Linked DNA regions of Mus musculus: all the other regions are linked to region 1. The links are chromatin loops, found by intact Hi-C in ENCODE. Cell type or tissue: left cerebral cortex. All regions are shown on one strand. Each heading gives the region's core, and the rest is flanking DNA. Links, peaks and the distances in the headings are about the cores only.

Region 1 (7,896 bases), core at 1,876-6,875:
TTGGCAAACCTCTGTCTCCAAAAACATTTACATTACGATTCATAATAGTAGCAAAATTACAGTTAAGAAGTAGCAACAAAAGTCGGGCGGTGGTGGCGCATGCCTTTAATCCCAGCACTGGGGAGGCAGAGACAGGCGGATTTCTGAGTTCGAGGCCAGCCTGGTCTACAAAGTGAGTTCCAGGACAGCCAGGGCTATACAGAGAAACCCTGTCTCGGGAAAAAAAAAAAAAAGTAGCAACAAAAAATAGTTTTATGATTGGGGGCCACCAGAATATGAGGTATTATGTTATTAAAGGAAGGTTGAGAACCACTGCTCTAGGGAAAGAGCCGGGGTCAGAAAATAATACAAGCACATGCAGGACGCATTACAAACGATGGAAACGGAAAACCAACAGGAAGCAGAGTTAACCCAAAGCTGAGCACCAATGAGCTGAAAGAGGCTCTCCATTGGAAACCGGAAGTGAGTGTCTCGGTGGACACAGACCTCAAAGTCAATGCCATTGCCACTAGAGGGCCTGCTCACACAGTGGCGGGACAGGGACTGGCTTATCTCCACCGAATCCCTCTGTACCCCAAACGTCTCCATCCAAACCGACATCTCTTAACTGGTACCTTGTGACTGTGGAGCCGTCTGTGGAAGAGAAACACAGTCTTTTCACTGTAGAAGCACACAGGCTGGGGACACTGGTCCACCAGAGCCTTATACCCCCAGCGCTGACGTTTCCTCATAAGCAAGGGACACAGCCGGTTTGGTTAATAACCTTGGAAAGACATCCATGTTTTCATGCCTCTCTGGTGAAGAGAATAACTTACTTAGAAAAGTTGTCTTTAGTGAGGACAAGGAAAGTGAAGAGAACCCAAAGATGACAGGGTCAAGCCTGGCTGTGGGAGGTTCCCTGACCAAAGGCAAAGATATATGGGCCAAGAGACAGCTGTGTTGCATAAAGAAGCCAAAGAAACTGGTCTAAAGCAGTCCCTCCAGGGCTGGGGAGAGGGCTCAGTCATGTCTCAGAACGCATGTGATCTGCTACACACAGTTGTCAACACTTGCAATGCTAGCATTGCAGAAATGGGGGCAGGCAGATTCCTGGAGTTCAGTGAACAGCAAGGCCAGCCTAGCAGGAAAGTTCCAGCCTCGTGAGAGATTCCAGCTCAATAAATAAATCGATAGCTGATAGATAGGTAGATAGATAGATCAATAAATAAATAATGTATGTGCCAGAGAGATAATGACACAGGATGTCCTCTGGTCACCACACATGCATATGTGCACATATACCTATACATGTATATTCATGTGTGTGCACACATATATATATACATACAAAAACATAAGTAAATCAGGCAGACCTCCCAAAACAAAAACAAAAAACAAAAAACAAAAAAAACACAGTGAGAGCTATCATTATACAAGTGAAGAAAGGCTATTTTTCTGTCTGTTTATCTCCTCCTGTGTAAACATTATCAGCTTACCCACGTCCTGAACACCAAACAAGGGCAAGGAGACCTGGGCTGAATCGCTTTAGATACAAGACCTTTCTCAAATGCTGAACCGCTCCGTGTGTCATGCTTGGGAACAGGGAACTGTGACTGTAATCAGGACACTGTTCGTTGGGTCCTTCCTCTCTTGCTCTGAAGGGTTCCATGGGGACAGATGGTGACGTCTGGATCGCACACATTGGCAAGGTGAAGCCACCAACACCCATGTTAGTCAAGACCTGGTGTTCTTGGATGTCTGGTCCTATCACTCAGACCACCCTGTCTGGTTGTCCTTAACAAACATCCATCCACGTCTCCCTGTAGCTAATGTGCATAGTGTTCAAAGCCAAAATCAGTCACCAGCCTGTGGCAGCTTCACACCACACAAGGGCATCTGTGTTTTGTATACTGATGGAAAAGGGGCCAATCTTAAAGCACCCGGGAGCCCTGTATTGGTGGCAAGATTGAAGCTGAGCACGGGGAAGATCCTCAGTCACTCTACCTTCAAGATGTTCCAGGTAATACCACCCAAATCTTACCAATGCTTGCTGCTTCCTGTTTTTGTTAGGCTGAATTCTCTGCTGTGAACATGCAGTCTGAACCAATATGAGATGGCTATGCGGCAGAAAGTGATCACACAGTGTGTGTAGGTGGGTGTGTTTCTGTGTCTCTCTGTCTGTCTGGGTCTGTCGGGGTCTATACATCTGTGTTGTGTCTTAACCCCAAACTTTTGAAAGAAAATTTTAAAAATTGAGTCTTTCAGCACATGATAATTCAGTCACTAGCCAATCCTGCCTGGGTCCCACTGAGCAAGAAAAAATCCCCCAAAGTTCTGTCAACAGAGCGTGCTCTGGAAGTCACCTGATGAACAGCACCCTTGTTCATGGCCAGAGACCTCCAACCAGATGTGTCTGTGTCTCACTCCCATGAGCTCCATACTGCGTTTACAGCACCGGCATTCACAATCGAAATCAGGATAGATGTTTCTCAAAAACCTGAATTATCCGACAACTCAGCTGTGCCTCTGCTGGGATTCTGGGTGCTGCAGAGATACTGCACAATCATGTTAGCTGGCACACCATTGCAATAGTTAGGAAGGGTAACTAGCCCATGTTGGAGTTACCTTTTCGACACTGTGTAAAGATGTGTCTCTGTATTTTCCGTTGTTAATTCTGTACTGGCAGAGATCTGAATGCTGCAGGATCCTGGTATTGTCATTTCCATGGCCCCTCAGCAGCCTTGTCCTTCCTCACTAGCCTAGAGGCAATGCAGAATTGTATCTGATTGGCTGTAATCAAGAGCTGACAGACAATAGCTGGGCAGGAAGTGGAGGGCAGAGCTTCAGACAGACAGACAGACAGAGACAGAGAGATACAGAGAAGAAAGAGTTGAGGGGGATTCACCAGTGGACATGAAGGTATATGGATCCAGCAGAGCAAAGAGGTAGCCTTAGCCTCATGGAGAGATGTAGTGTCAGAATTACTCAGGTTAAGCTAGATGGCTGGCTGGGAGACTGTCCTAGCTAAAACGCCTAAGCTTTAAAATATGAACAAGCCTCTGTGTCATTTTTACCACCAGTGGGTCCAAAAGTCATGCTATAAGCCCAGATTCCCTTCAATAAATGAATGGACAAATAAAACATGGTACACACACACACAATAAAATTTTATTCAGCCGTAAAGAAATCTAAAATCATTATTAAGATGGGTAGACTGAAATCTATTATAATTTTAAAAAATAATACACATTCAGAAAGACAGATATTATGTAATAAGCATCTCACATGCCTATTCTGTATTTTAAATTTTATATTCATGTAGAAATTTGTGAGGGGGTATAAATCATTAAACTAGAAAAAGGGGCAGGAAAGAGGGAAAGGAAGATGTCAGGAAAGAGGGAAAGAAAGAGAGGGCAGGAAAATGAGTGTGGTAGGAAAGGGAAATGAAGCTACTGCTGGAGAGGCCCGGGATTTGAAGCTACTGCTGGAGGGGCCCCGGCTAGCAAAGCTGACATTAGAGATGGGGGAGGGGAAGAAGGCCGGGAGGGAAAGCCATCACTTAGTATGCTGTTTGGAACAAAAGTATATCATGTAATGTGTTGTTTATATTCAAATAAAACTGTGGCATGTTATAATAAATGAAAAGAAGTTAAGAAGTTGTCATTTAAAGAAGGCCTGCTGCAAATCACTTAATAGATAATGAATCCTGGGCTCACTCTAAACAATATGTAGTAATTGTAAACACTTTGGGAATATCTAAATTTAGGAAAGAGTTTCAGCTACTCCCCTCAACACTAAGTTTTAGATTTTCTTCAAAGGAAAACTGTTTCATTTCCAGAATGTAGAAACAATTAAAAGTCTCTTCTATTAATTACCTTCTAATTTGCAGTCTTGCGAAGTCACCATGGAGCTGCGCTGAGGCGATGGCGCCGCCTGGAGGCCAGTGGTGAAACTCTCTGACCTGAAGTCCCTGGTAGTGAGGCTAAGGGAACCATTTTCCTACAACTCATGGAAAATGCCACCCTTCTCCTTTCAACAATTCTTTCCAAGGAAGAATAACTTTCCCACCCACTTCTACTTACAAATAAAATATTAAGCTGCCTCTGTGCTTACAACTAATATCAAGGTGCCAAGGGGAAGACAGCTGGAAGTGATCTAGAAATATCACCCAACTGCCGACCTTCGAGGCCCCTTCCAAGAGACCCCAGAAACCCCATTTCCTAAGCTGTAAAACGTTGGTGCTTTGTCCCTAATCTATTTCTTAGTTGCTGTGGATGGAGTATCTTTACGTCTAAATGCCTTGTGTTCTTCTCAGAAGAGTCCAGAGGAGTTGTGCTTTGGGAAAAACAAAAACAAAAACTCGAAACCTCCCTGCCCCGTGAGTCCCACTCATGAGCCCCAAACACCTAGATCCCCAACCCCATAGTCCTCTGAGATCTCAGCCACTCCCGAGGGTCACTCCTGCCCAGGTGGGTTCCACACATGTCTCCTCATCAGTGAAGAGCAAGCTATGAGGACGGTCATATCCATCCACTCGAGACTCCTGGGTGTGGGCAGATGTCTGGAAGTGACGTGACGCCCAGACTTTCCTCTCCTTTCCAGAGCTTGGTGCATGAAATTCCCCCTAAAATAAAGTCACAGGTTAGCCAGGCGCCTTTTTTGGGTGAAGAGATCTTAGCTTGTGGGAGTAAGCGTGTCAGGTGTGAAGAACGACAGACACCTGTGAGCCCCCAGACAAGAGTGGAAACTGCAGAAAGGAAGAAAGTGCTCCAAAGCTCAGAGTCCAGCCGCTCACTGGCAGCCTGGGTAGAGAAATAGCGCCCCCCAGTGTCTCTGGTTTGCACCAACTGGGTTTCAGTTTTTGTTTGGTTTTCTCTCACGGTCCTGTGGTCTCTGTGTAGAAAAACGATTCACCCTTGTTCATATTGCAGCAGCTGACCTCAGGTACTTGTTCAAGAATTCTAAATTGCTTCCAGAAAACAGGATGAGCACACTCCAGTGTAGTGCCAGGGAAACAGTGACCCCCTCGCCCCCCCTCCCCCAAAAAAGAAAACCAGACAGAAGCCAATTTGATGCAACTCACAGCAGGGTCTTTATTCAAGCTAGCTCACCCCACACACACACCCCCAACGCACCGCTGTCACAGAGAAAGTTTTTTTGGGGAGGATCCCCGAATGTCTATAGGGCAAGACTTTATAGTAAGCAGCAAGCAGGGAGTACATGTGCAAGCATCTAATTGGAAAGCTCCTGTGGCCTTTAACATAATTGGTTGGTGCTGGGAGTCATATCATAAAGTTAACTTCTGCTCCCCTCTGCATTGGTGGTTGTTAGGCAAGGGGTGGGCTTGTAACCTGGGGGGGGGTGCAGGTTTGTTGGGGAAAAAACCTGGAGACCTCGGTCTTGTTGATGGTGTAACCTGGAAACGCTGGTCTTGTTGGAGATTAGCCTAGAGACTGGAGCTAGGCTCCGGTTTTGTTGGGTGGGGCAACTTGGAAACTAATGCTAGGTACCAGCCTGCTAGTTTACCTGAGTTCAAACTTAGGTTAGGTTCTCTAAAATGGAGTTTGAATTTAAAAGATTTGTCATTTCTCCAGTATGTCTCTCACCAGTGATTTCTCACGTGGCTTTTGGAGGTGATCAGTGGAACTTAAGAAAAGTTGAATTAAAGCATGCTAATAGTTACACACACACACACACACACACACACAAATGTCTGCCAGATGACCAGCAAGGCACAGAAGATGGGAGGCGTGCATGAAAACAAGGTATGTGTGGTCGGCTTGGCATGAGCTGTGTTTAGGCCCACTTCCCTGAGAGGTGACTGGGTGCAGATGTAAAATGGTGAGATCTTCTTCCCTGCTGTTCACATACCGAGCGAAGGCATCTCTGTGTTCCTCCCCACTCTTAGCCCCGTGGACACCCATGAAATCTCACATCCCACATGCAATCACACACAGCGATTGGTCCAGGGAGCATAGGATATGACAAGCTGACCAGCTCATTGGGAGGCATCCAGGTAAAGAAAGAAGAGATTAAAGCAGCCATGACATCTAGCTAGTGGCCTGTCACTCATGGCTGAGTCAGGTTATTCTCTTCCTGAACATAGGCACTTTCACGGAGCACAGTGACTGAGACACAGCAAGAGCATTCCACTGGCTGTGTAAGGACGGACTAAGAAAGGAGTTGGGGGGAAGAGAATAAGAGGAAGAGAGATCTCCCTACCCCCACCCTCATCCCCACCCCCGAAAAAGACCTATAAGGAGACTCTGTGGTTCCCCCAACACTGCTCTAAGCTCTGCGTTAGTCACTGTGCCCTGCAGCTATACATCCAGAGTGCCCTGGAAGAGACATAGGGAAAGGTTAATCTCCCTGACTCTTACCTTTTCAACACAGGACTCATTCAGTGTCAAAGACTGTCATGAAGCAGCTATTCCCAGTGAACCTTCTGGTTACAAATAAATGTGACCAGCACTTGGGAGGCAGAGGCAGGCAGATTTCTAAGTTCGGGGCCAGCCTGGTCTACAGAGTGAGTTCCAGGACAGCCAGGGCTACAAAGAGAGAAACCCTGTCTCAAAAAAACAAAATAAAAATATAAATAAATAAATAAAAATTAATTAATTAATTAAAAAACCAAATAAGTGTACCAAACAAACAAACAAAAAAAAATGTGGCTGTACTACCAGATTCCAGGCTGCTGCAGTGGGGATGGTGTACAGAGGATAGTCCTCTGCTTTCATCCTGGCTGCCTCCAAACTTCCTCCACAACACCCCAAGCCATGATGTAATCATCCCAGGCAGTAGTCGCCGTGAGCTGCCTCCATCACCGGGCAGAGATTCCATAGTACTCTTGCCCTGGCATGCACCTGACCATGCCATCTGGTGAACTTGATGTATTGACACTGCCACCCCAATGTTACTGAGTCACAATCAGCTAAGCTTCTCTCCTCATCAGTTCAAAAGGCATCTGCAGCCTCCAATGCAGCCCACAATCATGCTAAGTCACTCATGCAACAGAAGAGCTGTCTGCATCACTGAACAGCCTCCATGCTCCCAAGACTCATAATTATTAGTTCAAGCTGCCTTTGTAACCGTCCAGAGCCCACCTGTCACCATTTGAATGAGAATGTCCCCTGTAGGCTCCTATGTTTGGATGATTGGTCCCTAGTTAGAGGAACTGTTTGGGAAGGATTAGGGGGTGTGGACTTAGAAAAGGTATGTTACTAGGGGCTTGGGCTTTGAGGTTTCAAAAGCCCATATTAGGTCCAGTATCTCCCACCTCAACCCTGCAGCACAAGCACAATGCTTGCCTCTCTGTCACCATGCTCTCCACCATGATGATAATGATCACTAACCCTCTTAAACTATAAACAAGTTGCCTTTGTCACAGTGTCTCCTCCAAGCAATAAAACAGTAACTAAAACACTACCTAATTGAGACCAGGTGTGTGTCCTATACACTATGCTCTCTATGGATACAAAGTTGCTGAGTCACTGAAGCACCAGCTGCTGTGCATGAAACAACCACAATGTCCTCTGTTCCCCCACCTCCTCCTTCAGTGCTACAGTGGCCACATAGAAGTCTCACCCACAACGCTTCCTTCCCTCTGTAGCTCCTGGGGGGGGAAAGTGCTTTCTCACCAACCACCACACACATGCAAACACACACACACACACATGCACACACAAACACTGAGTCCAAACACATGGGCTATAGCTGAGTGATCCATAGTGAGTCAACACTACATTGCCCAGTCAGAGACAGACCAGCATAGTTTACCAAAATGACATCCAAGGCTCTTCCTTTTAAAATGTCACTTACAAAAAAAGTCACCTTACAAAAGTGGCAGAGGGAACTGATCCAGTAGACATCCAGATCTCAAGATGGAGTCCAAAGAGGCACAAAAGGGCAAGGGAGTAG
Region 2 (7,896 bases), core at 1,098-6,097, 460 kb before region 1:
CCCGAGCGCGAAGAAGACGGCGAGCAGGGCGAGGCAGGCGCCCATGACGATGAGCAGCAGGAAGACGATGAGAGGGTGCTGCTGGCTCATGCAGTAGTAGGACTCGTAGAGCCAGTCCCGGGACCGCTGCAGCCCCTCGCCGCCGCCCGCCGCCGCTGCTGCCGCCGCCTCGGCGCGGTCCCGCAGGTAGCGGCGCCGCCGCATCGCCTCCTGCCACATCGGGGCGGCTCGCGGGGCGCCCGCTGTGCGCGCCCTGCCCGGGCAGCGCCGCTCTGTGGTCACCTACCGCCTGCCGCCCCCGCGCTTCGCGACCCGCCGGCTGCCCGCCCGGAGCTGTGCTCAGGGGCCTCGGGCGCGGGCGGAGCTCGGAGCCCCGGGCTGGGCGCGCTGACGCGCGGGCGGGGGCCGGGGGCGGCCTCAGGGCAGCTCCCGGGCGCCGCCGCCGCCACCACCGCTCGCGAGGGCGGGAGCCACCCGGCCCCTCGGCCCGCCTCGCCCCACCCCGCGCGCAGCGCACCGGCCTCCGCGCAGGGGCGGCGCCGGCCCGCGCCCACCACCGCCCCCCGACGGCCAGGCTGGGCTCCAGAGAAAGCTTCAGACCGAGTCCTTGCCCTCCAGCCTGTCGCAGGCTGCACAGTGGGGCGCCTCCTCCTCTCGCTTTTGGACTCCAGCCAGGCAGATTGGGGCTTCAGCCTTGTTCTCCACTACAGCAGAGAACAGCCTGAGGGCTACTGTTGGGCTCCTGGAGTCTCCCACCTGACTGCCAGAGTCCCCACTGCCTCTCCATGATCTCACAAGGCAGCAGTGTAAAAGGCTGCCATGCTTTAATACCCCCCAGCCTGGAGAGGGGGTCCCATATCCCTGACCACCCCTCTTTAGTATGCCTACTTAGCAAAATGTGGCTTCTTTCTCACTTTCTCTATTGTAATTTGACTCCCAGTACAGAGCAGGAGTTAGGACCCTCCAGGACTTGTGGGAGTCCTTTTGAAAGAATGGCCCCCACGAACTCAATTACACAGTGACTGGAGACACCTGTGGTCCTCAGGCAGCGGGCCTCTCCTTTTCTCTGCCTTTGCTCTCCGCGCCTTAGAAGTACCCTATGGACCTCTGTGTTTGGCATCGCAGATCTCCCCAGAACCCTTTCAGTCAGACAGGGATGGCACAGAAGTTGGAGCAAGGAATGAGAATCATCCTCTGTGGGCAAGGTTGGCTTGGGAATCACTCATCCCATGCCGCTTGACACTCTCGGGGACCAAATGCACGAAGCATGACAGACCTAGCTAGATCCTCGTGGACAGGCTGGGCAGGCATTTCGTGGTTGTGACCTCAACCTTTGTTCTTTCTAGATGACAGGACTAACCACTGACCTTCAAAAGACTGCTTCTAGAAGGTTCCTATTTTCCTGTCCTTCCATCCAAAGAACCCACAAGCCATTTTTCTCCCCCAAATCATTTTCTAAGGAGTCCAAAACACAACACCGCCTCAAGAGCTATTCCACATTCTCTGTCAGCCCGGAACTGCCTTAGACCTTTGCATGTTCCCTGACAGCAGCCTGCCTACCTGAGTTGCAAGCCAGCCAGCATGAACAGGTAAGCTGAATAACTGTGTGACTCTCAAATGCTGGACCTAGGCCATGCACAGAGTCTCAGACCCAGGGATTTCCAGGGATTTTATTTTTGGACCCAGAGAGTGAAGACACAGCTGTGTTCTCAACCTCGATAGAGGGCAAGGATGGAGTTAATGGGAGAGTTGACTTGAAATCCAGGACATCCCAGCTTTCCTCACCCAGTCCTGGAGGAAATCACGATGGATCCCTAATAGTGAAACCAAGCTTGTCATGGAGCCTCCCTGCCCTGCTTGACCTCTGATAAACAAAACCTCACCCTTTACCAGACATTTCTATGGAGCCTCAACTTCTCCTGCAGGCTCAAACCCTCTGATTGACTGGGCCCTTTCTTCTGAACCAGCAACCATAAATTTTAAGGTTGTATAGGTGTTTAGACATCCCGAAAGCAAGCCTCAACAACAAATAGCACTAATGAATAGAACTTATAAATAGCCAGGGCTGATCCACTCGCAGGAAACATGGCTAAGTAGGCTGTGCAGATTCTATGTGCAGGACTGTCTAGGTTAGGCAGAATTGTGCATTTCCAGTCCCTCCCTGCTAGGGAAGTTCTGTTACTCACCTCCTCTCCAGCTCCCATTTCCTCACTGCTAGCACTAAGAAGCATTCTCCTTCACCCACACGAGAAGGAAGAAAAGACAATCAGTGATCTAAGTATAAAGGGTGGGGAAGTGTAAGACCTATGAGGGAACAGCAATGCTTAAGTACTTTCTTTTCTCTAGCAGAAAAGAAAAATGTATTTTAACATCCGTTGTCCATCCATGACATATGTGGTAAGAAACTGCAGCTCAAGAGATTTTGTTAAAGTAATCTTAAAATATTTTGTAAAAGTGAAATAAAGACAAAAATCTAACTGGAAAGACCCTGCATGTGCCTTTAGGGGGTGTTTAGTGTCCCACTCTTCCATTTAATTAAACAAATATTTATTTTGTGCCTACCATACATGCACTAAATGCTGATGGGGGGGGGGAGTATAGACAGCCTGGGGCCATTGGAGGTGTTCCCTGTGTCCTTAGAAAGACAGAGACCCATGGAAGCAACCAGGAATAAAACCCAGTGTTCCTCTCTGCTTTGCTCTCCCTCTCCCTCAATGGAGTCACCACACACCAGTCTTTGGAAGGAAGCACCATGGCAGTTAAGGTGGTGTCTGCCTCCTCTGTGGTCGCATCAGGACTTGTTGTTCTGTTTCGTTTGGGGTGTTTATTTTTTATGAGAGCCTCTGTCAATGTTTCACATGCAATACTAAAAAGAAAAAAAGTGAACTATTTAAAATGATTGTTATTCTGTCAGTGTTTTGGTATCCATGGGACCAAGAATCTTTTACAAAGTTTGCAACAGTTCTTATTTTTGAAAGGGAGGCAAAAGAAGAGGAAAGATAACCCCTAAGCGGTGTGAGACAAAATGAGAAATAACCTTTAGTAGAAAGCCAAGACATGAAATATAGGCTTGTGACAATAAAGGGACCCTAAGGAGTCCTCTAGCTCATCTCTGCGCCTTCAGGTGTCAGCACTGCTGCAAAGCAGTAAGGCATATGGAGCAAGGGGGCTTGCCCATAAATGTACCCTGCATCAATTTGTGACAAAATGCACAAAGAAATCAACTATGGAGGCTCTAACTAGGCCTGTGGGAGGAAAAGAACATTTGAAAACGTCATCTTTCCTGCAACGCTAGAGGGCACCCTTCTATCTTGCTAGGGAGAAGCAGCAGGCAGGCTCTCTGGGGAGGGGCTTAAGTACTTGGTGCAAGGTTTTGTTACCTTCACTTTGAATTCTTAATAGTTTTCAAAAAGGAGCCTTGCACACTGTAGATGGTTCTACAAATTAGAAAGCCAGTTCTCCTAGCAAGTTGTATCCAAAAGGTTTCCTATCTTCGCCTGTAACTGGAGCCTCTGAATTGTCTGGCTGCAGGCAAGTTTTTTCTGTGCAAGACTCTGCCCATGCCTCCTGATCAGACCTCCCATACCCTATGCCCCATCTCATTGACTGAAAACAAAGTTATCACACTGCAGGGCAGGTTTACGCACAAGTGAGTTTTACTTTAAATGAACCCATCTCTTCGTTCCTGTTTCAGATCCAGTTGGATTAGTTCAGTCAATAAGGGTGTTGTCATACTCCTCCCAATGTCCACAGAGTCCACAATGATTAAATAAAGGCAAGCCAGGAAGCACACCAAGGACAGAGGTGGACACGTGCCAGCCAACACAGGAATACAGGTGAGAGGAGCGTAGTGCTTGCCTGTGTGTTCATCTTTCTCTCTGGCAAGTATGTTACTAAAATACACATATAAAAAGGATGAATGGTCTGCCAAAATTTTCATTATCACCGTGGAATATGTTTTATGTTCTCAGCTAACATTTACATTTTTATTGAATCAGACACTTTTCTTTGCTGTGGCAAAAATCACTGAGACATCTTTAAGGGAAGGATTGATTTAGGGGCATGAATTTAGAAATCTGGTTCACGGTCACTTAGCACTGTGCATGGTTCAATAGAAAGGAGAGGAGAAGGAAGTGGCTCACAATGATAGACAAGTGGAGAGATCGGGTAGGAGTGGAGAGATGGGAATGGATTTGGGGATGAAGATAAAGAGATCAAGGAATGAATTCACTGATAAAGTTTGAGCTTTTTAATGTTTAATATTGATTGTCAATTTGACAGATTCCAAAGTCACCCAAGACAAACCTCTAGGTCTGACTATAAGGGAGTTTCTAGTGGAGTTTATTAAGTGGACAGTATCATTTCAAGGGCTGAGGTCCTGGGAAGAATACAAAGGAGAAACCATCACTAACCTCTCTGCTTCTGGCTGGATACAATGTAATCAGCCACTGAGCTCCTACTGCATGATAGACTCTGTCTTTGAACTGTGTGCTACAATAAACCGTCTTTCATTACATTGCTTTTGTTGGTTATTTCGTAGCAGCAAGGAAGAAAGCAACTAAAATAGACCCACATGATCCTACTAGTGCCTCCCGCTGAGAACCAAGACCAGAGCCTTGGCAAGGATGTGTGGGGAGTATGATCCTCCAAATTAGAGCACTAAATACATTAAAAATTGTTAGGGAATATTCTAGAAACATCCTAAGATTCAAGTATAATATACTGAGAGATTATAGCACTGTGCTACACAATGCTATGGCATTGTTTAAGAGTATTTCTCTCCAATTCCATCTCCCTCATTCCATTCAGACAACATAGGTTATGGTTTTAAACCACTGCACATCGGCTGATTTATGACTTTATTTCTGAATTTGTAAATAAATCAAACCTACCACTAGTATTATTCCACTCTGTCTGATAGTAACTGTCAGTGTTCAGATAATAACTTTCTTAAAAGTTGATGGTACATCCTTGGAAAAATCATGTAAAACCTATGAGCTTTAGTTAATTTATATTTGCAGTGATAAAGTGGTTTATTTATTATAAGGTGTTTTCAAACAAGTTTATTCTACTCTTGTACATAATGGAATGACTTTTAACCTACCTCTTTGGATCAAAGAGAAAACTCTATACCCAATTAAAATATTAAAGGTAATTATAAATTGGACTGTATATTTAAAAGTGTGCTGGATTTTTCTGTTTGGTAAGTAGTATTTACTCCAAACTATTTCTCCCAAGAAAGAGAACATGTTATTAGTGGCATGGCAGGTCAACTTTCTGCACAGTCATATTTTTGTTTTAATGCAATCTACCTTCCTCCATCAGATGGCAAGTTTAGTAGGGGTAGAAATATTTAATTCCTTCTGTCCAACGTTATGTCCTTGTTGGGGGTTGGTTTTAATATTTTGAATTAATCCAGTCCCCCCAGATCGGGAATCTGCATGCCCAAACACTGAAGGTCCTTGTCCCCAATTGATTTTTGACTGATTAATAAACAGCCAACAGCCAGTGTCTGGGCAGATAGACTGAGGCAGGACCTTTGGATTTGTGAGGGCTAAGAACTGGGAGGAAGGGGGAGGATCACCATGATTTGGCTGGAGACAGATCCGATTGAGAGCCGCAGAAGGAAAATCATCTGAAATGTTGAGAAGGAATGCAGCCCAGGGTTGCCCAGAAGTGTCTTGGGCAGCAAAGATTAGGGAGCTGTCCAGAAAGAGCCAGGGCAACAGAGGTAAAATATACAATTAGAGGGCGTTAAGCTAGGATTATAGGAGGCAAATATATGTGCTAGCCACTGGGAGAGTTAGAACTGCCCAGCCTTTGAGCTAGTCAAGGCATTTAAAATTAACGCGTGTGTGTGTGTGTGTGTGTGTGTGTGTGTGTGTGTGTGTGTGTGTGTGTGTGTGTGTGTGTCTTTCATTCTTGAATCCAGAGGGTGGCACAAAGCAGCATTAGCTAAACTCACTACTACATGTCCCTATGACCATAATTTTTTAAATATAGTGGATGGATAGATGGATGGATGGATGGATGGATGGATGGATGGATGGATGGATGGATGGATGGATGCATGGTTAGATGAATGGATGGAGAGATGTGTGAATGAAGAGAGAAAATTAGGCTACTTCTTTTAAAAAGATAGCACAATGCATGAATATTGACAGAACTCTTCTAATCAGGATCTGATCTGCCAGGTTTCCAGATCCTAATGAGGCTGTGTTACAATGTGCCCATTTGCTCCTAAATGAAATGGTATCCTTCCTTCACTGGGTCTTTAAAGACCTTATCATGCTTTGGACTGTAACATAGCAGGATTTCCATTAAAGATCAAATGCCTATTGCCATAAATTCCACTTGACCCATCCAGCAAAGAGTAACAGCATGTCTGAAGTTAGAGCCTGAAGATTTTTTTTTCAGCACAGTAAATGTGTTCACAAAAGAGATCACGTAAAGAAAGTATTATTTTGGGTGAGTTTTATCCAGGGAAAATGCGTTTGGAGCTGTGAGTTTCCAGTAACTCACTGTGGAAAAAAAAAAACAATTGCAAAAGATAATTGTTCAGCAGCACAGGGTCTGTGAAGTATGCAGTGAAGGCTGCATCTCTACAGACTTAAGGACATGGACTTGACAGAAAAGAGACAGGGATAAAATCAAGCCAAAAACATAAGCACCTTCCTTTGTTGCCACTAACTGGCAAGCTTATCACCAGTCATTGCCAATGCCCCAACCCCACTCCCAAGGTCAGATGAGACATACCACTCCCAATCAGCTAGCTAGGGTTTCTGGATTTTGCATTTGTTCTTGTTGGCATTTTAAACAAAACCAATTTATTTGTAAACTTAATTTCCAACGTTATGACCCATTCATGCAAATTTATTTTGTATGTTACAAAGTGTTACAGATTTCACATTATAATCTCAAAACATTCGCTATTAAGTGGGAGATTTTAAAAAGATAAATGCCTGTACATTGTGGGTTTTGTTGTTGTTGTTGTTGTTGTTGTTACCAGCATACTAAATATGAAAACGCAAGATACCTTTGCATACCCTCAGACCTAAATAATTAGGCGCTTTCCTTCCAAATGGAACCCAGCCATGCTCTGGATTCTCTCACAGATGGACGGATGTGAAATTGAATGTTGACATCTGCCAAACCTTCTGTTAAGCCCAAGCCACTTGTAGCATTGCTGAGCTAACTTCAGTTTCTTCCTCTTACTGTGGCACCTGCCCACATCTCCAGATCCATGAAGCTTTGCCAACATCATCCAGGCTCTTCTCAAGTCTTAGGCATTTCCTTCTCCCATCTCCCGTTCCTGCTGCAATTGCCTTGCTCCAATTCTGTCTTATACATCTAGACTCAGGGACCAGGTACACTGGGCTGCAGGGCAGACCCTGATCCCTGCATTGTCCCCACTCCAGCCCTATCTCTAGATCCACCTGACTTCCATCCGTGCTCTTATTTTACACCCTGCTTCCACCATCTGCTTCCCTTGCCCAACTCTTTTTGTAGGGTGTGTAGGGAGGGGGCGTCATCCTTGTCCCCAACCTTCTGTCCACTCTCAACACCAGTAGCTGATTGTTCAGTGCCTGGCTTTATTCTGAAACAGAGAGATAACAATTGTCAAACAGGGTTTTAGGAGCTTGGAGGCTTGAGGAATATATTTTATGAGAATGTGTTTTTTAGAAACACATTGTCATGGATAACTAGTATTTAGGCTTAGAGTGTCATCCACTGTAATATTATCATGGTCATTTATACCAATAGGAGCCAAAATGTATAAACACTGAGTTTCTACCAGCAGGATATTTGAATACACAGATTCATTGCATTTAAGTGTTTATATAAAATGAGTTAATGAAAAACTCTTTCCAGTATCCTAAAAAGGCACAATCTGGA
Region 3 (7,896 bases), core at 2,738-7,737, 140 kb before region 1:
AAGGCCATGGATAGAGAAAGTAACACCTCTAATGAGCAGCTGACTTGCAACAAGCCCTAATTCATAACTCAGCATGAGAGGGAAGCTAAACAGTTGTCCTGGGAGGTAGGATGACAAGCAATTTCAGATCTAGCCATGCCCTTGAAGAGTTTGCTGTCCTCTCTTCACTCATTTGTCTGTTTTCTTTGAAGACAATTGGTATCAGGGTTTATAGGAAACAGCAGAACACTTTGTATTTTACAAAAGGCATTTCCTTCATGTACAAACCAGACACTAAGGCAATCAGGAGCCACATATAATCAAGACAGAGAAAATCCACAGTGAAAAAAGATTGCAGATAAATAAACAGACAATTAAACACAGGGTTCTGTCAGTCATCATGGCTACATGGCTTCTCAGAGAAACATACAAGCCAGGGTCAGTGGGGTCTGTTTATTGGTTTGGCTATGAAAGAATCATCTCAGCTATTTGGTCTAGAAACCTTAGAAGAGAAGCATGAATCTCTGGGCTGAGTTATGTGTGATGGTGTTTACTTCAGTGATGGAAGGTCGTCAGTCCCTGCATAGTAAAAAGCACAGACATTTGAGACAACCATAATTATAAAGCTATAGAGAGAGGGAAATTGAAACCACAGGAATGTTTGACTTCAACAAGAACAAAAAAGAACTCTTTGGAATGCAAAGAGTAAAACAGATAAGTGAAATGAAGAAGCAGGAAAAAGACCCGCCAAGACTGTCTACAAGGGCTCCGAGGTAAGTGACTAACCAGACATGTCTAACATGACAAGATTCAAAAAAAAGTAGGCTCTAGTGTGACAGTGCAATGAACTATAAGCAATCAGTCTCTGGGGACCTGGAAGCAACAGGGTCAACATCTGCGCTGAAAGAGACAGGGAAACAGTGATACGGAGTGGGCAGAAAGCAGCCAAACAGGAGCCAGAGTGGCAGAGATCCTGAGTGTAGACTGCTCTTCCTTCGAAGTCAACTGTAGGAAAGGAGACTCTAGAGAAGGAAGGCTTTGCAAGCAATGCTTGCATGATGCACCCACTTGAACAGTTAGAGGGATTAACCAGTGGCAGGCAAGGGGTCTTTAGGAAAAGGACACAGTGCCTAGATTGCAGCATGAAAGGATTAGCAATAAGTCTGGGCCACATAGGTACAGTACACCAGATCACAAGACTTACAAATGTGATGTGAATGTTGTAGCTCACAGAGGAATCGGATGGGTCACAATGGACAGGCTCACTAACACAAATTCTTATTCTACTAACACAAGAGGGCTGGTGTGCCTAGAATTCTGAAGTCTTCCATAAAGCCTGTGTCTGCCTGGGCCACTCAGAGGTCATAGAGATGTCTCTCCCTATCTGTCCTATGCCTTTTCTTCTGCAGTGTAATCCTGGTGCTTTCCATATAACCTAACTCAGGGGCTCCTCTGGTCAGACCCTTTCACCCTGTTTGAGCAGCTGTGGGCCATGGACTGCAGAGCTGATATTCCCAAAGCCCTGGAAAAATGAATATTCTTTCAATGAATCGTCTTCTCGTGTTCAAGTAGGGACTTCAGGAAGGTTGTTTTAGGTCTCAAAATGCAATTCTTATGCGAAAGCTGGTAACTGAAGCAGCCTTCTAATTTTTAGTCCTAACACTTTATTCCTAATTTAAAGCTATTTCACCCCAACTACTGGAAACACATCTCAATCCCTCCTCCTTTATTTATTTCTCCTGCAGGTCCTGGCCATAGTCATCCATGCTGCTGAAGTCACAGTAGCAGTGAATTAATTGCTGCACATGGCTCCTCAGAAGGACCCACCGTGAGGCACACTCCACACAGGCCCAAAAGTCAGATGGGAGGCTTTGTCATATCCTTGCTTCCAGCATAACCTCTTGCTGGTAAGGACCCCCAGAGATTCTCTCTGCATACTGCTTCACAACTGTGCTGACCCTGGCAAGGAAGGCCAGAAAATCAGATGACCAGACAGAGCCCTGTGTCTGGCCACTGGAGGCTTGCTTCCACATTCAGATACATGGCAAATCTGAGCTCAGAGTCAGCCCTGGGCTGTGTTTGGGATGGATTCTTATGGAGCTGGAGAGTGAGTTCATGATATGCTCCTTCTACACCTGCTCAGAACCTGCTGAGATGCTCCATCACTGTCTTAGAACCCCAGAGTGAGGACACTTGGTCCTACCCAACACTGCTCCTTAATCCTACTTCAGAAGTGTTTTCTATAATCCCCATTTTCTGCACCAACATTCCTCAGTCTCAATTGGTTGTCAAGAAAAACCATATTTTCACAAGACCTGACCTCTGGCTCACTTAGACCCTGTGCTGGTTAGTTATTTTGTCATCTTGACACAAACAAAAGTCATGCACTTGAGGAAAGGTGTCCATGAGACTGGCATGGATGCAAGCCTGGTTTCCTTTCTTTCTTCCTTCCTTCCTTTCCTTCCCTCCCCTTCCCTTCCCTTTATTTTATTTTACTTCATTCTTTGTTTCTGAAACAGAGTATGCATATGTATGTGTATATGTGTGTATGTATATGTATATATGTATGTGTGTCTATATACACACAAACATATACACACATATATCATACACACACTATATATGTATGTGTATATATACATATATATATGACTCTGCTTTAGTTCTTGCCTCCAAGTTCCTGCCTCAAATTCCTTCCTTGGCTCTCTTCAGTGATGGATTACAAGCTGTGAGATTAACTAAACCCTCTCCTCATCAGGTTGCTTTTGGCCATGGTATTTATCACAGCAATAAAAAGCAAACCATGACAGACCCTTGGCATCACTATGACTGTCCATTCCTAATCCCAGCCCCCAGCTAGTCTTTATGGTCTTCCTGTTTTCCGGCTATCTGCCTCCTTCAGCCACCGCCTGCTATGCATGAGTGGTTCCCAGCCCAGGCTGTGCGAGATGTTGAGTGAGGATGTAGGAAGGCAAATCCCACTCTAGACATGCCCACTGAGGTACATGAGGAGCAGTCTTTAGTAGTAAGTGTACTATATCCAGACCAAGAAACTCTGGCTCACCTGCCACCTGAGCCCTGGTTATGTGTATTTCTTCCTGAACTTGTTTTGTTTTCAGTCTTGCTCATAGCAAGCAAGCCTGTGGGCATGTCCTGTCCTCCTCAAGCTCCAGTGGCTGAACTTATCTTTTCATTTCTGGATGCCAATGCTGATCACAACTAAGCATCCACAGCTGCTTGGCCTGGCCCATCTGTCTGCTCCTGTGCCCTTCTCCTGTGCTCCTTTGTGATAGAAGCTCCTCATTTCTTTTCAGAGTAGAATGTCTATGAATCCTCCTATATATTCTGATGCAAGCTAATGTGACTGCTTCCTGACAGTCAAGCCCAGATGTGTAGGACTCATAGGTAGGAGATTGTAATGCTCCTGCCTCTGCCTAAGAAGTCAGCTTTACTACTCAAGAGCTTCTTTTCAGGTCATAGCATCACATAAGAGCCTCAGAGGAGTGCAAACCCTCAGAGATTGCCTGACCAATTACATAGGAAACTGCAATTTAACAAGATCCCCAGGTCATAGAATCCATATTTAAATCTGCAATATAAAGCTTTATAGTAGCAAAATTAAAGGTGCATACAGTTATGAGCACATTAAGTTATCCAAATACTTTCTACTACTGATCAATAATAATCGATAATGCCCACTCTGGGGTTCTCTCAGGAAGGAATAGTGACAGAAGATGAGACTGTATCATAGCTCTCCTCCTTGAGTAGTTGAGGCAGGCGCCCTCCTCCAGGTTTCCCCTGCATCCGGCTCCCTCTTTCCTCCTTCCAATAGTGGGGCTGTGTTTTTTTCCTTTTTACTCTGCATGTTGTATGTGCATGTTGTGAGTGTGTACGTGTATATGTGTGTGTGTTCACATATGTATGTGTTCACATATATATGTGAACATACACACATATTTGAAAGCATATAGAGACCCAAAGTTGATATTAGGTGTTCTTCACTGCTCTCACTAGACCATGGGGCTCCCTGGTCTCTATGTCTAGAGTTCTGGGATCACAGAGTTCTCTTGTGTGTGTTGTGAGGATCTGAACTCCAGTCCAGTTAAACTTGCATGGCAAGTGCTTTACGCAGAGTCTTCTCCCAGCCCCTTTCTCCTTGGAATACCCCTGACGTTCCAACGTGAACTTGCTAAAATAACCCCTGTCACTGTTCTTTAAGATACAAATACTAAATCACAATGTAAAATAATATTCTTTCAAGGCACTTCCTTACTTCCTGACAACATGACCCCACTGTATCATTTACAAGCTTCAGACAGCTAGTTAAATCTTTGTTTATTTCCACTTCTTGGGCTGAATTGATCCCAAAATGTCTGAAGTTCTGAATTATGGATGCAACCGGTAAACCAGCATGGTTCCCTTGAAGAAGAGAGAATTTCTCCCCCCTCCACCTGAGGGGGCACACAGGAAGCAGGATGCTTGTCTGCCCCTTATTCTGCATGTGTAATTAGGCATTTCTGTCACTGTGCACCCCAGGACTTTTTGTGAACATACAAATTCTAAGTCTTCTAATAAGAATAAGAACATCCTAGGGTGTGAATTTATACCACAGGACACACGTGTTTCATCGTCATGGATGGTGAATGGCAAGAGTGTCTGTCAAGGCTGAGAGGCTTGTAGATAAAAGCCACGCATGGTGACGCTGTGTGCCCGTTTGATTCCAGAGATCTTGCTCTGCCTGGAGACTATCATTCTCCTTCCTCCTTCTGCCCAAAGACTTCATCAGCAGCAGAGGCGAATCTTGTACAGCTACAGCAGGCAGCCAACTTTTCTCTTAATGAAAATGTATTCCCTTCTATTTACCCTGGGTTACCCTATGAACTCTCTTTCCTACTTGCAGCTATGTCTCCTCCAAATCACTGGGAATGATACCTATACACAGCTTCTAGTCCTCCTCAAAATCCTTCGCATAAATGTGTGTACACACACATGGGGTGGGCAGGGACATTTAAATCCCAGAAAGAAAAAAAATCAAATCCCACGCAGAAATGTTTGGTGCTTGCAGGAATCATGACGACTGACTGGAGGCTAAACTGCAGCTTAGAGCTTCTACACCAGGTGGGAGCAGGAGAGAAATGTCATGAGGGTAAGAATCTGTTTTGGAGGCTGGAGAGATAGCTTAGAGGTTAAGAGCACTGACTGTTCTTCCAGAGATCCTGAGTTCGATGCCCAGCAACTTCATTGTGGCTGACAACCATCTGCAATGGGACCTGATGTTCTCTTCTGAGATGTCTGAAGACAGCTACAGTGTACTTGCATAAATAAAATAAGTGAACCATTTAAAGAAAAAAATAGAATCTGTTTTGACTTAATGCAATCAGTGCTTCTAATCTTCACAGAGATCGAGTCACATTTTGCCTTTGATTCCTGGTAAAACTGTAACTTTTGGCAACATTTCCATACCAAACTCTGGGTTTCCCCTGACCTTGTACCACTCATAGACCAGTGAAGGACCTGCACACCATGATATAAGCACAGACAATTGTATTTATTTACATCTATCTATCTATCTATCTATCTATCTATCTATCTATCTATCTATCTATCTGCAATGCTGAGAATTAGAACCAGGGTCTCTGGCATGCTAGCCAATCCCTCTCCCTTTATATGCTACACCCAAGTTTGTGTTATCCATTTGTCATATCTTATGTGAAAGCATTTTGAGGACTTCTCCATATCATGAAATAACTATTTAAACACAGTTACCTTTCCAGAGATTTTGCTCATTTGGAAGACTGATGCTTCTGTTAGCACAAATGTCGTGCACATCCCGGGGACGGACAGCAGTGGTCCATCTCTCTCTTCCTTCACTGACCTGTGAATGTGGGAGGTTTGCTCTCCAGTATGCATCCTTCAGCTCAGGAGAGCTCCCTCTCACATCACTTCTATCAGTTTGAGTTCCCCGAGGTTGGCATTGAAGATAACAAGAATGAATAGAAAGTTCTACAGCGTCCTGCTCAGACCCAGAGTGCTTGCTGCACTGTCAGTGCAGCCGAGATGCAGATCAAGCTGGGGACCTCTGTCTTCCTGTGCGTCCTTGCAGGTCTCTCTGCCACTCTGTACTGTCAAGTAGCACACAGATGACACTCTCAACCTTATATTTCAACTCGATGTGATAGAAAGCTCAGTTTCAGATGTTGCTCGAACATGTGGGCTAAAACACTGTTTTCCTTGTTTCTAAATATGTGACTCTGTTAAAGTAAAATCAGTGTGTGTGAGAGAGAGAGAGACAGAGAGACAGAGACAGAAAGAGAGAGAGACAGAGAGACAGAGATGGAGACAGAGACAGAGAGACAGAAACAGAGAGGCAAAGAGATGGGTTGGGGAGAGAAGGCAATCCTTCCTTGAAGGAACATTTTATCTTTGTTGATCATCCTCAGAGTCTGAAACTGCAAAGTCTCCACTTCACATGTTTGCATTTTTATCTAATTTTGACAACATTCCTTTCACCCCCTACCAACTTTTTCTCACGTCCCCTCCCCCTGCCAACATGAACCCTCCCTCAGCCAGAAGCCCTACTTTGAGGCAAACTAATTAAAACTAATTTGATACTGTAGAAAAATAAATTGAATCATTAAAAATAGATTGAGTACAGAACTGGCCCTGGATATATAAGAATCAGCGTGGGATAAAGGAGTCCATAGATCCATATGAGCTGATGAATTATTCAATAGGTAGTATTCGAACAATTACAGTTTTTTTTTGTTTGAGTAGAAGGAAATCATAGCCTGCCCTCATCCCTCCAAAACACTTCAGATTAAACACTGATAACACCAAAGTTCTAGGGAAAAATTCACAGATGAATTATTTACAATATTAATTTCAGGAAGGATTTTAAAACTAGCATATAACATTCTTAAGCCTCACTAATAAATTCGATATTATAAAAAAAATTAAGGGCACTAAGATAGCTCAGCAGACAAAGGCACTTACCACAAACCCTAATGACTTGAGTTTACTACCTAGACCCCATGCAGTGGAAGAATACAACTGACTCTTGCATGTCCTCTGACCTTCATATGCATGCCTTGGCATGTGTGAATACAACTCTGTGTGTGTGTGTGTGTGTGTGTGTGTGTGTGTGTGTGTGTGTGTGTGTGTGTGTGTGAGAGAGAGAGAGAGAGAGAGAGAGACATACACACCCTGCAACACATAGAAACACACATACACACACACACCACAATTTTTAAAACTTCTATATTGTAAGTATATACAAGATTTCTGGCCAATTACTCAGCAACTTTTTATGATTTAATATTTCACAGATTTAAAATTTATAAACAATAAATAAAGATGAACTGGGAACAAATTCTCTTAGAAATTAAAAAGGTAGATAAATAGATAATGTAACAAAGGCTGAAGATAGCAAACCCCACTGGCTAGTAGGTCAAGAGATAGCTGAAGGACAGGACAAAGCATATGACAGTATTGAGGGGGGCGGACCATTCGGGGTATATCCTTAAGGGTGGTAACTTACTACAGCCCCTTCCTGCCTTCTCCTCTCTATTTCCTGCCTGTCGTGAGGTGAGTAATTTTTCTCTGCCACATGCATTTGCAGACAGGATGTTCTGCTCCATGAAAGCCTACATCAATACAGTGATACAACCAGGAGCTAAAATCATGAGCTGAAATGATCTTCCCATCTTTCAATAATTCTCTCAAGTATTTGTCACAGCAACCAAAATACACATAGCTATAGAAAATTCTTTCCAAGGGTGTTCAAATGACCTCCAAAGAAAAATAGGCTATAGCCATTATACTTAGTGCATTCCACTAAGGTAAAGAGGAAGGGAAAACCCTAGCATTGAAGACACCACACACTTCAGATACAGGGTTTGAAGGGGTTAACCTGATTCT
Region 4 (7,896 bases), core at 607-5,606, 130 kb before region 1:
TATGCTGTGGATAGCCCTGGGGCTAATTATATTTGATGTTAATTCTGTTCTCCTGTGAGTGGGTGTGAACAAGGAATGAGTCAGCACTCAGGTGATTTCCTATAAACCTGCTTCCCACCTTAATTTGTAAAATTAAAAAATAAAAGAGAGCTGATGATTGGGCAGATAAAAGGGAAGGTGGAGTGGAAGGTGAGGGGAGGGAAGAAGGAGAAAGTGGAAGAAGGAGAGGACACAGAGGAGGAGGAGGAAGAAGAAGAAAAGTGGAGCAGAAGCCTGGAGAATCCACAAGTCCTAAGGGGTCTCATAGATGTGGAAGACAGTAGTGTAACGGTAGATCTGCCCAATCTTGGTGCACAGCCTGTATTCATATTAACTGAGCTGTGTTTTCATTGCTTGGACATATTTGGGAGATTTACCCCAACACTGGTAGAGCACTCGGGCTGTATGTGTGAGTCCCTGGGTTAGATCTGTAACACTATAATCAATTAATGAACCAATCAATTAATCCATCAAAGGTTTGCAAACATATTCTGTCCACGTCTGTCCCTTATAACACTATTTGTAATAGCAAAACAACAGACAGCACTTAAGTGTTCAGTGACTGCAGACAAGGCCATTAGGCAAACTGCAGACGTTAGTATCAGAGAAAGCATGAGGGAGGGGCCCTTGTATGTTTTGATGGGAGATAAGTACGAACAACATGGAGAGACATGAGCAAAGACCAAGAGCAGAATTTCCACTATGTGGGCATCTGGAAATATCTTAAGAAGCTAATAGCAGTTCTATTCAATTAAATTAGGATATGTCATTCCCAGGATTTGATTGTGATATAATCATACACATAACAAGACATCTCGATTGTGAAGCATAAAGGACTCAATCAGCAGAGTACCTGCCTTGCAAGTGTGAAGACCTGAATTTTATCTTTAAAATCCATGTGAAAAATGGTAGATATGGTTGCTGGGCAATTGGGAACAGGCAGCCAGCCTCACCTACCTCCCAGTTCTAGGCCAGTGAGAGACCCAGTCTCAAAGGAATAAGGCATGAGGGAGGTAACTGAAGAATAACTGAGTTTGTCCTCTGTTCTCTACAAATTGGTGCAGCTACAGGCATGCATGCCTGATTGCACATGTGCACATACACACATACATGTGCACACACACACCACATAGTGCTCATGGATTTGTATAATCACCATGTCAATTTAAAATAAAGTAAGGAAAAGAAAAAGAGAAGAAATTCTTGTAAAAAGAGAAAGATTCACTTTTTCCCTTCAAACTGGTTTTTTCAATCTAAAATTTCTAACTTTGCTTAAATATTTATTACTGGCTTATCTGTAAATATGATAAGCAATCACAACTGTAATGCTCTGGGTGCAACTTGAGAGTGATATTTTTATTAAAATAAATCTGCATTCCATTTAGATATTTTAAGAGAGAAATTTCTTGTCCTACAAATTTGTTCTCACTGTATTTTCTAGTAGATTAGTTTAAATATTGTGTTATACATCTGTTAATTGCCAAGGTAACCCCCAAATTCTCTCTCCACATTTCTCCCATGACTATTTTGTGTGCACCAGTGTTATTCAAGGTGCAAATGTCTCTCATTACCCCTGAAAGTTGAGCCTACACCAGATAGTCTAACCAACAAAATGCAGCTTTTTCCGTGCCAGGGTGGGCCAGGAGCCTTTGTAGCTTCTAGGTTAACAATTTGTGGTTACTGATCTAAAGGTCATGTTTAAGGAATAAGTGGACATTCATGAAGATCTCCAAGAGCAGAGGAGACGTCAATCACTGGAGCTTACTTGCAGATCTGAGCCCAGCCCCTCCTCTTGATTCCTTATAGGCGGGTCACTGGGACAGTTCCATGCTGAGTTGTAGCCCCAAACCTTGCAGCCTCAGAATCTCAGAATATGATTGTATTGGAGAAGGTCTTTACAAAAGTAATTCCAGTAAAACTGGGCCTTTTGTCTGAGCATGAGTCCAGTGTGGTTGGTGAGCTTACAAGAAGGGAGATTAAACCGCAAATGGCAGAGAAGACCATACAGACACAATGAGAATACAGTTGGCCGTGCACAAGTGTAAGTATACATTTTTTGCAATCTACTTTTAATAAGGGTTCAACCTCTCCTCTAGCCCACCACCCAGCGGAGGTAGTAGAAGAGAAAAGTTACCAGGATATGGGGGAATTAAACCTGTTCAGCAATAGTTCTTTGGGGGAGAGCTCTATCTTCTTTGACAGCTCAGTTCCATAGCAAACACCAAATACGACTCAGCAGCTGCAGACCGGTCCTGTCAGCAGGCAGACACCAGGCAGCTGTAGTTCAATCCTGAAGAAACCACCAGGCTGGACAACAGGCCTGAGGGGAGGCCCCAGAAGCAGCAAGCTGCAGCAGGAACCGCATGAGCAGTTCTTGGGCAAGTTTCTGTCTGACATCATTACCACAAGTTCAGCTCGACAATGTTATGTAAGGTGAACCAATACATGCATGTCATTAGTGAAGAACAGAGAGGTGGAGCGGACCAAACCAAATGGTCTCCCACTGTCTGCGGGATCACATTTATAGTCCTTCACCAAGGGTCCTTTCATGTGTTTGCTATATCCAAACATCCTTTCCCCTGTGTCTGCTTCAGGAAAACAGCCTTTCGCGCATCTGCTTTAGCAAGACATCCTTCCAACCTGTGCGCCCCGGCAAAACACCATTTGACAGAACTGGCTTTCCAAAGAAACTTGATGTTTCCACTTCACACAAGGAAGCAAAGCCTGGGGTAGACATGGTCCTGCCGCTCCCTTTTTCCCACCCTGCAGTGGGAGACTGACTGAGAGAGTAAGTCCGTGCTGCTTAGACCAACAGACTTAGGAGTTTGGTTCCAGCAGCTTTAGCAAGCTACTCCAGGATCTTTGTGAGCATGTTTGACTCAGCCCTCATCTCTGTTCTTACCATTTCTGGCTGCGCCTGCCTTCCCATACAGGGAGCCTATCTATTTTTGTTTTAGTAGAAGGAGCAGACACGGCCCCTTTGTCCCTCCCATCGGTCTCCACTCTTCCTTTGAAGCATCGCTATTCTAGGCAGACACCTGGGCTCTCCATCCACACACATTATCACTTCCAGGGTACCCTGACAAGAAGCAATCTGGGGAACGGGGAGGGTTATTTTAACTCTGAGATTCATGATGGGGAAGGTACAGCAGCTGGGCCTCTGGCTGTTGAGGAAGCTTATCTCACAGCTTGCTACATTTCCACGAATCAGGAAGCAAAGACAGATAGGAAACAGGGTCAGGCTCTAAACGCCCCCAAAGATGGACTTCCTCCAGCTAGGCTCCACTTCCCAAAGTCTCCACAACTCCCTAAACAGAACCACCATCTGGGAACCCTGTGCTAAGACACAAGTATGTGGGAGACACTTTACATCTGAGCCACAGTACCTAACATCCAGGGTCTGCTATTTGAACATCTACAACTCAAGTTTGTTTCTCTCAGACTCATGCTGTGCTAACACTGGACCTCAGATCTGCACTGTCTGGTGATTGTAACTATGTTGGGATGAGTCTAATGAGTGTGATAGTTAGGACAAAGCTGGGGTCTTAAAACAACCATTGAAATAAAATCCTGGAGCTTCATACCCCAGAACTGCCTACCTCATATCTGATAAGTTGATTCTGTCGACTGGTCAGAACCAAAGAGAACAAGACAAGAGCCATTGCTATACTTGTGCCTCAACAGCCTGCCTGAGGGGCAGCCCTGCACTTGAGAGACGAGAAATGGAGCCCACTTGGGTTTCTGTGACACACAGTGCAGCCCGTTACTCTCTTTCCTCATGAAGATTTTTTAGAAGAGGCAAAAATATATACATTACAAACTTGAGGCCTTCAATATGTATATGCCTTAGCAAAGTCCTCCAGGCCTTATTGAGGACAGGATCACAACGACTGTGTGGGAATGCACTCTGTCAGTCTGGCAGCCCTCTTTGCCACAGATCTCTCTAAGCTCACACCTTCTTTTACTGGGAGGCAGCCAGCACGCCTTTGTTCTTGTTTAAGCATTTTCTTCCCACGGTGTTGTTTTTCCTCTATGATTTTCTGTAAACACAGCCCGGTTCCTATGCACATCCATCCCACGCTACTGTGCCTGCCTCCTCTGGGGAGTTACCTGTCATCCTGAGACACCGCTGCTGTCATTTCCTGTTTTGTATTTGACCCGGCTGAGGCATTAAATGTGGTGAGGGTGCTCGGGTGGCTCAATACTAAAACACCAGGTGGGATGGGAATGAGGCTTTGTTGGCATGCTAGATGTAGATGGAAGAAAGATCACTGTGTCCTTGGGAACAGAAATACCATTCACTGTGTCCCACCATACGCTGCCATTGCCGCATTGCAGAGCTGAAGGTGAACAGCGGAGGATTAGCATAAACTGACTGAGCTTTCTGACATTGTCTATAGTTTGCAACGGCGCTCTTAGAGGGAGGCATCATAAAAAAGAAACGCAGTTCCCAGATGTTCTTTTATCAGCCTCTAATTATTCCCCTAACGGCTTCCTGTCTTTCTAATGACATCCATCAGAGACAGCTACTAATTCGTTCTCCTTGGCTCTCTCATCCCCTGGAGGGGCACGTCCCTGGGACCTGGAGCTTACCATACCTGCCTCCTGTTTCCCATAGACCTGAACAGTCAAACCATGCCATCAGCAATTCCAGCAGCTGCTGAGTTTCAACAGTGAAGTCTGGACAAACCACACGAGGTAACAAAAGGTAGAGATTGCGGTGATCTCGGCTCTCAGAGAATCAGCAAAAGGAGAAGAAAAAATAAAAGTCACCTCACAGAGGACTGAGGATCCACACACTCCAAACACCTCAACCTTTGCACTAGATAGGAGAGGTTCTAGTGTTAGCCCACCAAAAAGAGTGGAGATTATATTTGGCCACATCTCATTACACATCTGCCTAGATAGTGTCGTTTTGAATGTCCCCATCATAAAGAAGCTAGGAGTTTGAAATAATGGACAACATGAACTATCCTGAGCTTCTTGGACATACATTTTTATAAATGCAGCCCCAGAGAAGCACTCATAACCTGTCAATCACAAAGGAAAATGTTAGCTCCTTCCTTGAATGTCGTTCTCCATATGGAAACTCTGGTCGTATTAACCACAGACAACACGATGGAATCTGCAAGAAACCTGAAGGCCTCGCACCACAGCCCATCATGTGTGAGCAAGTGCTACGCTAAGCAGAGAGAACACCATCCGATTCTGGTCTGTGCAGTATTAAAGGCAGGTTGAAATGCACAGGCTACCAGAATATCTCATTTATTTGTAAGCTAAGAACACAAACTGTTTCTCCACATTCCAGACTCTCCTGTTACTCCAAATCCTCTGGTTTCACCAGCTCATCCCCAACAGTTACGTTCAGGAAACCCTTCTCCTGTGGTCCGTGGTATGATTTTAAGGAGCTCATATTCTAGGAAAATGGAAGTTTCATTTGGGGGTCATGCTAAATGCTATTTTTAGTCTCTAAATGGAATGAGAAAACTATCTAAACAAATTATTGCTAAAAACATTGAAAGGATGTTTTTCTCTTGAAAAAACATATTTTTCTATATCCCCTAAGCCCATCTGTGTGTGTGTGTATATACGCACACATGCGTGTGACAAAATAATGGGTATTATCGTAGCATTTTTACATACACACAATGTCCTTGCATCATATCAATCTACATTTTCCTCTTTTTTTCCTCCAGAACTGTGCTTTTCATTAGGAACAAGTGAGCGAGCGCCTCTCTGGAACTTGAAACTGAATTTATTGAATGAAGTAAATTAGTACATTGGTAATAAGTTAAATCACATAAGTAAAGTATTGCTTAAACTATTAAGTTACCAAGGTAACATTCTCTTTCTGCCTTCTCTGGTTATCATCACTTCTTTTCTAGGTACCTAACCTAAGGCTAACCTGTCCTTTGGCATTGGCTGTGCCAGAATCTTTCAGTCTTACTAGCACAGGTGTCAATACAGTGGTCCCTTCCTGTGAGCTCTCACAATTCAATTTAAACTCATCTGTATGGTTAGAATTTAGTGCATGGACTCTCTTCTGACATGGTGATGTATCAAAAATAAGATACTTGGAGGCCAAATGTGTCTCAGAAAACTAAACAAGCATCAAGAATCATGCTCCAATCTCTTTGGGTGTTTGTTTGGGTGTTTGTTTGTTTGTTTGTTTGTTTGTTTAAGAAATAAAGGTCTGCAGGGTATAACATCTTAAATCAGAGGCTCTCGGATGGGCAACGAAAGGACACACAGAGCAATCCCGATGTGCAGAATCACTTTCAGGAGGCTATATCAGGCTGGACAGTGTACTGGCGATTTAACTGGAGCTGTCTCTGAGCTGTCATTCGCCCCTTCTTGCTCCCTGACCTTCCCTCCTTAGCACCCTCATAGCACACTGGGAAAGGTGGCTCACAGTTGTGACTGCATCAGCTCACTCTAAGTAGGAGAGACCCCAGTAACTAAAAGGACTTTCCTAGTTTGAGACATTTTAAGAGCTAACCTTTATGTCAATTTCTCTGTGTCTGTCCTGAAAATGTGTATAAAATGTAACTCATCAAATTAACTGGAATATTTTAACTGATCCAAATATTTATCTTTTTCCTCCCACCTATTCTACAATCTACTGTATATGTTTTCTTCATTAAGCAAAATTATTCAGTATATATGGTTTAAGATCAAGGTAATTTTTCATGTTCAAGCACACAGTTAAATTAGAAAATAAAACTATTTTAAACAATTCTTAGTAGTCATGCTAATAGAACCAGACACTTCATCCATGGGGGGGGGGCGGGGAGATACAAAATCAATTAAAATTGTCAGTCATGCTTAACACTAATCAAGAGAGAACGCTTTTCAATCAATGTATTCAAGTACTAAGCAACGTGAATTTCGAAGAACAATTGGGCTTCTACTCACAGAGATTAAAAGGAACACATAGATCAATGTGCCAGAAAAAAAATCACTAAAGGCCTGGATTAAATACCAGGTGACATGTCAGCATGGACAGAGGAAATTCTACATGGTGGCACTCCAGATGGGAGCTGTAAGCAGTTAATGACCTCTGTGAGGGAGGATGTTCCCCAGGGATGAGATCCCACACGTGTTGTCCAATCCCAAGAGGCAAGCCCAAGACACATGTGCATAAGAGCAACAACAAACGGATTCCATAGGATATGTGTGTGTGTGTGCATGTATGTGTGCACATATGTGTATGCATGCATATGTGTGCATGTGTCTAACCATAGTAATTAAAGAAGAGATGGTGGGTTTGGGAAGGGTTCATGGAAGGAGTTTGACAGAAAGAGGGGGCAGAGTGACATACAGCTCATATATAAAGTTCTAAACACTTATTTAAAAAAAAATAAGAGTAACATCTTTAAAGACCTGTGAGATCTTTTTAGAAACTGAGACTGGAAGTCCACAAAGCAACTTCAGACATCTTACTTTTGCTATCACTTGAAAGTCTTACCAGTGATGGGTGCAGGGCGTGAAGCAGAAGACAGGGTCACGGGTTTAAGAGGAGCTCATGCTGGGGAGAAGAAATGCAGCCGTACCCTCCACCCACAAGACCCACGAGGAACAGCACGGGAGATGAATGTGGATGGCTCCTTGTGAACCTTGAGAGGCAGAGGTCTGGGATGCTCAGTGGGCTTCATCCCCGAGACATTTTTAGACATTGTATGTAGCTTTGAGAGTGAGGCTGAGTATCCAAAACAGAACAATACTTCAAATCGTGAGCAGAGATGTGTCAGGATGGAACAGGCTGGGAGGGAGCTCCAGAAGCACTCAGATTATCCAAAGGAACCACTCACTGGAGGATAATACCTACCCTCAGGCCTGCAGCCTAAGGGACAAAGA

Evidence for each region. Hi-C counts contacts between places; a loop is a spot of excess contacts. Peaks named below come from ENCODE experiments on the same cell type or tissue, not always from the same donor. Only the 100,000 strongest peaks of a DNase experiment are listed, where the experiment ranks them.
Region 2: a loop joins it to region 1, with 11 times the contacts of the local background. A loop is called at or near these places in 25 of 42 quality-filtered maps.
Region 3: a loop joins it to region 1, with 2.3 times the contacts of the local background. A loop is called at or near these places in 2 of 42 quality-filtered maps.
Region 4: a loop joins it to region 1, with 2.6 times the contacts of the local background. A loop is called at or near these places in 2 of 42 quality-filtered maps.

What each region holds. Positions count from the first base shown.
Region 1 is chr13:69,456,339-69,464,234 of GRCm38, forward strand. No RefSeq gene overlaps it. Among named protein-coding and RNA genes, the nearest start is that of Gm35514, 65 kb to the left of the region's middle. In left cerebral cortex, for the core only: CTCF peaks have their summits at 3,915 (motif pointing left) and 4,808 (motif pointing left); DNase peaks (open chromatin) are centred at 3,926 and 4,774; H3K4me3 peaks cover 320 bases.
Region 2 is chr13:68,999,077-69,006,972 of GRCm38, forward strand. Gm35161 (a long non-coding RNA gene) reads left to right here and starts at 469. Exons shown (of 5, transcript XR_873632.3): 1 at 469-1,589; 2 at 3,695-3,836. Adcy2 (adenylate cyclase 2) reads right to left here and starts at 465. Exons shown (of 25, transcript NM_153534.2): 1 at 1-465. The coding sequence starts at 219. It overlaps Gm35049 (a long non-coding RNA gene), which reads right to left. Exons shown (of 3, transcript XR_873626.2): 3 at 6,844-7,896. In left cerebral cortex, for the core only: a CTCF peak has its summit at 3,292 (motif pointing right); DNase peaks (open chromatin) are centred at 1,214, 1,597, 2,163 and 3,294; H3K27ac peaks cover 2,217 bases.
Region 3 is chr13:69,318,023-69,325,918 of GRCm38, forward strand. No RefSeq gene overlaps it. Among named protein-coding and RNA genes, the nearest start is that of Gm35444, 30 kb to the left of the region's middle. In left cerebral cortex, for the core only: no CTCF peak of the experiment used is centred there; a DNase peak (open chromatin) is centred at 5,042.
Region 4 is chr13:69,327,610-69,335,505 of GRCm38, forward strand. No RefSeq gene overlaps it. Among named protein-coding and RNA genes, the nearest start is that of Gm35444, 40 kb to the left of the region's middle. In left cerebral cortex, for the core only: no CTCF peak of the experiment used is centred there; DNase peaks (open chromatin) are centred at 3,156 and 3,992; H3K27ac peaks cover 2,380 bases.